2 separate regions of the Homo sapiens genome follow, and region 1 is linked to region 2. Evidence: chromatin contacts called from ENCODE Hi-C or POLR2A ChIA-PET data. All regions are on one chromosome and are shown on one strand. Each heading gives the region's core, a stretch centred on a gene start or an enhancer-like site at or near the end of the contact. The rest is flanking DNA. Distances are from core to core; before and after follow the strand shown. Region 1 overlaps MCC (MCC regulator of Wnt signaling pathway). Region 2 overlaps MCC (MCC regulator of Wnt signaling pathway).

What was found. A loop is a pair of places that touch in the nucleus more often than their neighbours do. ChIA-PET counts read pairs that join two places held with the same protein, here RNA polymerase II (POLR2A). Pooled maps may share reads with other maps.
Region 1: a map of heart left ventricle shows a loop between it and region 2 (2.5-fold over the local background). The contact joins two enhancer-like sites. A Hi-C loop is called at or near these places in 2 of 168 maps with a recorded cell type or tissue (Right ventricle myocardium inferior and heart left ventricle), 1 of 37 single-sample maps with no recorded cell type and 4 of 50 pooled maps. POLR2A ChIA-PET finds 5 or more read pairs at or near these places in 2 of 52 experiments (WTC11 and activated CD4-positive, alpha-beta T cell).

The regions. Positions count from the first base shown.
Region 1 is chr5:113,152,619-113,155,553 of GRCh38, reverse strand. All of the region lies in intron 3 of MCC (MCC regulator of Wnt signaling pathway), which reads left to right. Among named protein-coding and RNA genes, the nearest start is that of DCP2, 180 kb to the right of the region's middle. Within about 2 kb of position 1,628, at least 2 of the 41 ENCODE cell types and tissues checked have a DNase peak (open chromatin) inside an H3K27ac peak, as active enhancers do.
Region 2 is chr5:113,088,568-113,091,413 of GRCh38, reverse strand. All of the region lies in intron 8 of MCC (MCC regulator of Wnt signaling pathway), which reads left to right. Among named protein-coding and RNA genes, the nearest start is that of DCP2, 110 kb to the right of the region's middle. Within about 2 kb of position 1,283, at least 6 of the 41 ENCODE cell types and tissues checked have a DNase peak (open chromatin) inside an H3K27ac peak, as active enhancers do.

The DNA.
Region 1 (2,935 bases), core at 379-2,878, 64 kb before region 2:
AACCCACTGGTAGTCCTTTAAAAAATCACCCGGAGGCACTCTTATACACTGTTGGTGGGAATGTAAATTAGGACAACCATTATGGAAAACAGTGTGGAGGTTCCTAAAAAAACCCTTAAAATAGAACTACCATATGATCCAATCCCACTACTTGGGTATTTGTTCAAAGCAAAGAAAATCGGCTTATTACAGGAACACCTGTATCCCCATGTTTATCGCAGCACTGTTTACAATAGCCAAGATACGGAATCGACCTAAGTGTGCATCAGCAGATGAATGGATATACAGAGTGTGGTACATATGCACAGTGGAATATTATTCAGCCATAATAAAGAGTGAAATCCTGTCATTTGCAGCAGTGTGGACAGAACTGGAGGTCATTATGTTAAGTGAAGTAAGCCATGCACATAAAGACAAATATCACATGATCTTACTCATACTGGGAGCTAAAAAAGTTGATCTCACAGAGATAGAGAATAGAATGATAGATACCAGAGGTGGGGAAGAATGTGAGGATAGTGGGGGAGGGATGAAGAGAGAGGTTGGTTAATGGGTAAAAACATGCAGTTAGAAGAAATAACTCCTACTGTAGCACAGTAGGGTTACTATAGCTGGCAATAATGTATATTTCAGAATAGCTAGAAGAGATTTGAAATGTTCCTAGCACAAAGAAATGAAAAATGTTTGTGATGATGGTTATTTTAAATATCCTGATTTGATCATTACACATTGTATGCATGCATCAAAATATCACATGTACCCCATAAATATGTATAAATATTATATTTCAGTAAAAAAGTTTTAACTGCCTAGAGGGACCTCTAAACTAATTTTTTCATGCTTGCCAACACACAACTACACAAATTCCTTCATGTAGCATCGCTCACAAACACTCTAGCTTTTGAATTTGCAGGAATGCCACCAATAAGCCAGAGACTGGTGAAACCCCAAAAGAGGGGAGGTTATGTCAGCTTTTGATGACTTGAGTTGATGATGCAGTGGGACAGGGAGTGCCACTGAACTCAAACGCACAGAGATTGAGTGTCCAGCACTCAAACTTGTGGTGGGAAGTCCACTCCTCTCCTCACCTACTCCGTCCAGGAGGTCAAGGAGTGGTCTGTCAGCCAATTCTAGGCAGTGTGGCTTATGGCTGGTTGGTGGCTTCCCCCACTCCAACTTCTGCTCTCTCTAGTTGTAGCCTCTGCGGAGTAATTGTCAGTAACAGTAAGAGACATATTTTATTCTACCTCATTGTTACAGGTTTTCCTTCTGTCAGAAGAGTTGGTGGACAGACTGCAGCAAGGAAGCAAAATAACCCTGTACAATATTTATGCTATAGCCTGCATATGCAGAAAACAGTCACTTTATTTTATTGTGTCTTTAATACAGAAATAACTCAGGAAAAAATGCTCATTAAACAAAAAGTACCCAAACAAAAAAACAGCTTAAAACCACCCAAAGCCCATCACTAAAACATGAGAATGCTCTTTCTGGTTTATTTTTCTGTTGCAATTTTATTACTTTTATAATCAGAGAAGATATGTTAAGTAAAATTTTCATCCAAGTAACAAACTGAAAACTCTGTCATGTACAATACCAGAGAGCCAGAAAAGAGTGCTGTGGCCTTGGCCCTGGTGCTCAGCTGACTGTGAGACCTTGAGTAAGCAAGTCAGTCTCTGGATTCCAGATCCTAACCTGCAGTTATGGAGTCGGGGACATCAGTACCAAAGTTCTTTTCCCCACTCAGACATCTGTGATGATGACACATGAGACAGTCTCTGAAACTGATGTGGGGTCACAGAGCTGACATCAAGTCCAGATGTTTCTTATTGAGGGGCCCATAGATAGATTCCAGAGTGTGTCATCACCATAATTGGGTGGAAAATATGCATGCATCCCAAACTCATCTCTGCCCTAGTAGAAGGGTCCATTGCATTCATGAGATTCTCAAGGAATCTGTTCTCACCTCATACATAGGCACCTTCCATCCAGAGAAGTGAAGGGACCTGCCCCCTTGGGCATCTGACAGCTCTTCCTGGAAATCTGGAGAGCTGGTAGGCCAGAAGGTATTATCACTCTAAGCCCGGTGCTCTCCCCCATGATAGTGACCCATCCTGGACCCCTCTTCCAAGTCTGTGATGGAAGTAAGTACTCTGTGTGTGTCTCCATCTGGCCCAGTTCATGGAGTCTGTGGGGGAGCATGCAGCATTCTCTCAGCTTTTCCCTCCAGGCCTCCCCCAACCCCTTCAAGCAGCCCTTTCCCCCAGAAGTAGGAGGGGAGATATAATGAGGAAGGAAGCAAGTCTAGGCTAACAGAGCTGGGATCCTTATCCCCACTCCTCAATTTCTTCAAGAACATGTCAGCTCTCACGTATTTTATCCTTTTCGCCGGAGGTGAGGTGGCAAATCCTTTCTCAAGAGTTGGTATAATAGCGTAACATGCCACAGTGTCAGATGCTGAAGAAAAATCCTCAGACTGACAGTTCAAAGGCTGAGGGGGCAACCAACCATCAAAGGGAGTGAATTCGTTCCCCTTCCACCAAACAAAACAATCTCAACAAGACTATACAACGGGAACACTGTGGTATTTGTACTGAGAAGTCGTCACACAAAACGTTGTATCTGAAACCCACAGTGACCTTTTCCAAGCCACCCTAGCCCTACATCAGAAGACAAATACTGCCAGATTGCCTGACATTTTCTTTTTTTAATTTTAAGCATTCCTGATTTCAAATCGGCTATTGATCTGTTGGTTTGCTGCTCCGATGCGATTAAGTGAAGTCACATTTACTGCTATTAGAGTCTAACAAAAACAACTGCTTTGAAACCCCACACTCTGCCTTATATCTGCTTCTCCCTCACTCAACACCCACCCCACCCTCACCCTGAAGCCTGCCAGCCAACATGCTGTGTGTGGAGGGCAGGTTGCAGAAAA
Region 2 (2,846 bases), core at 34-2,533:
TTATCTTTTGCTCTCTGTAGTTGTCCTCACTCTGTGTCTGGCAGCTTTGTGGACCTGGGCTCCCAGTCATGGGAAGCCTAAGTCTCCTGTTCTCTCTTGATACTGGGCGATTTACAAATTAGGCAGTTTCTGAGGCAGTGGGTGGCCTGGCAAAATCCAAACCAGTTTCCAGTGTTCATGTCAAGTTTGGAGTCCCACAGTATGCAGATAGTATAAATTTGGACCTCACACCCAAAGGTGCCACTGGTCTGGGGTTTTGGTTTCTGAAGGTTGACTCCGCTGCACAGCCTCAGGATTCCTTCTGTGGACAGCACTTTCAGCTTTTCACCTATGGGTCGAGCAGAGAGGCTCCAGGCGTGAGGCAGAGGGATCAGCTCAAGCAGCTAGACTAGCAGGCGCCCTCCATCTCCTCCCTCCCACGCTCTCATTCTGTGCCCTGCTCACAGCCCCTGGGCTTGCGGTGGCACCACCTCCTGGCAACTCCTTCAGCCTTCTTTCTCATTTCTGGCATCTGGAGATTTTGCTGTCTTTTGACCTTGGCAATGAATTTATTTCTCATTGTTCCTTTTTTAATGCAGGATTTCTATGCATTTTTAATAGGAGCACCTGTTGACTTTAGCTGAAGCTGTCATATGCCGGGAAGTTTCAATTGTTGTGTACAGTTACATAGCTGCAACCTCTGTTAACCTCTGAAAGCCTCTGTTCTCATTCTTGTCCTTCCTGCTCTCTGCCAAAGCTGAATTAGAGTCTGCCATCGTCCTTCTGGGTAGACTGGCTGCCTCTCTTTGTATACATTATAGACTTTTTTTATTCTGTGTCTTTCATCAGTGCTCTTCTTTTCACTTGGCCGTTGAGGAACGTGTCCAAATTTTGTTTCGGCCAATGCCCCAGGCACATTCTTATCTCCGTTGTGGTTTTAATCCTTTTTTATTTTGTACTATTATTTATTGAGGTCTCTAGAGTTGGAAGAAAACAATGTGTTCTTCAGTCTACTGTCTTCAAAGAGAGCTCAACTGAGCTGTCAGTGCTGCTGTGTAAGCTTCCTTTTTTTTTTTCTTTTTTGGTCCTAGGTCAGCCTCCTTTCTCATTTCTGACATTCCCCCCTCATGCCTAGCAGAGAAAATAGAAGCCATCAGATGGGAGTCCCTGTTTCGCATCTTCCCCTGACAGTCTGCAAATCACGTTTGTTATTGCCCGTCCTCACCTCCTTTCCTTTTCTCCCCGAGAAAAAGGTGTCCCCATCTCCCTGTCCTCCACTGACCCTCCACTCCTGCCAGCTCCACACAGGCACTCTGCCCACCACACTGCCACACCTCCTTCCTGGACCTTATCCATGCCCAGCATTCCTAAATCTATCTATCCAGTTCTAATTGCTTTCCTTCAGACTTACATCTCTAATTGTTGACTGATAAGCCCTCTCTTACATACCCAGTTGTTTTCTCAAATTCAGCATGTCCAAAGCTGATATCATTGTCAGCTCCGGACATTGTCAGCTCTGGTCATTTCTTTCCGAAAAGATCAGCTTCTCTTTATGTTTTTCTTTCTCATTGCTAAGTAACTCCATGATCCACTGAATCACCCCAGCTACAAGTTTGGGTGTTTTGTTTGTTTTTTCACCTCCTTGAATATTTTTAGAACTGCACTGATGGGTACAGTAGCTACTAGCCACATACAACCATTTAGATTTGAATTTAAATAAAGTAAAATACAATACAATTAAAAATTCAGTTCCTTGAGTACACCAGGCACATTGCAAGTGCTTACAGCCACGTGTGGCACCAGGCTACCATAGCAGATAGTGCCACTCTAGAACATTTCCGTCTGTACAGGAAGTTCTGTTGGATAGTACTGGTCTAGAGTGTATTTTGCCATCCTTATTCCCACTTCGCTGACTGTATTTGAGCCCTCATAATTTCCTATCTGAACCATCAGTAGAGCTCTTGGCTCACCAACTTTTTCTTCCTTACTTCAGTCCATTTTCTCCTCTAATCAAATGATTTTTACAAAACCCTTGAAGAAATACCAGAGGGTAACAACTGCAACCTTTTAATGTCATTTCCCTACTTGAACCTTCCAGAGTCTCCCCATTATCTTTTCCTCTTTATTTGCTTGTTGAACAGTTCAGCCTTCAAGATTGAGTTCTAGCGTTGCCTGCTCTAGGAAGGCAGAGGCCAGCCAGGTTTCTTCTTCTGCACTTTGACACTCCTTGTTGATACCCCTCTTTCAGAGCATGTTTCCCATCATAATGTTTACCAGACACGCAGTAACTTCAGGAGAAGTGAAAAAACAGCCTCTCAGGTCATGTTCTGGTGTTGAGGAACCCCAGTTGAGAAAGGCTGTGAAGGGTGCTGAATGATGTTCCCGCAAGTGTCAGTCCCTGCCTCAGGTTAGCCCTGGTTCTTGGCTATCTCTTGACTCCAAAATATATATTTTGTAGAGAGAAACATAATTCCTTCAATAAAAATAGCCGTGTGCAGTGGCATGCCCCTGTAGTCCCAGCCACTTGGGAGGCTAAAACGGGAAAATCTCTTGAGCCCATGAGATTGAGGCCAGCTTGGGCAACACAACATAGTGAGACCGTGTCTCAAAAAAATAAGTCTTCAATGAAGAAGGAGTATTTGGATTACTACAAACTCTCATAGTTCTGGAGTCTAGGAGTCCAAACTCAAGGTGTTAGCAGAGCCACACTCCCTCAAAGGGCTTTGAAAGAGAATCCTTCCTTGCCTCTTCGAACTTCTGATAGCTCTTGGTGCTCTTTGACTTGTGTCCAATCTCTGCTTTCATCTTCACAGGACCTTCTTCCCTGTGTCTCTCTGTCTTTGTCTTAAATATCCCTTCCTTTTCTG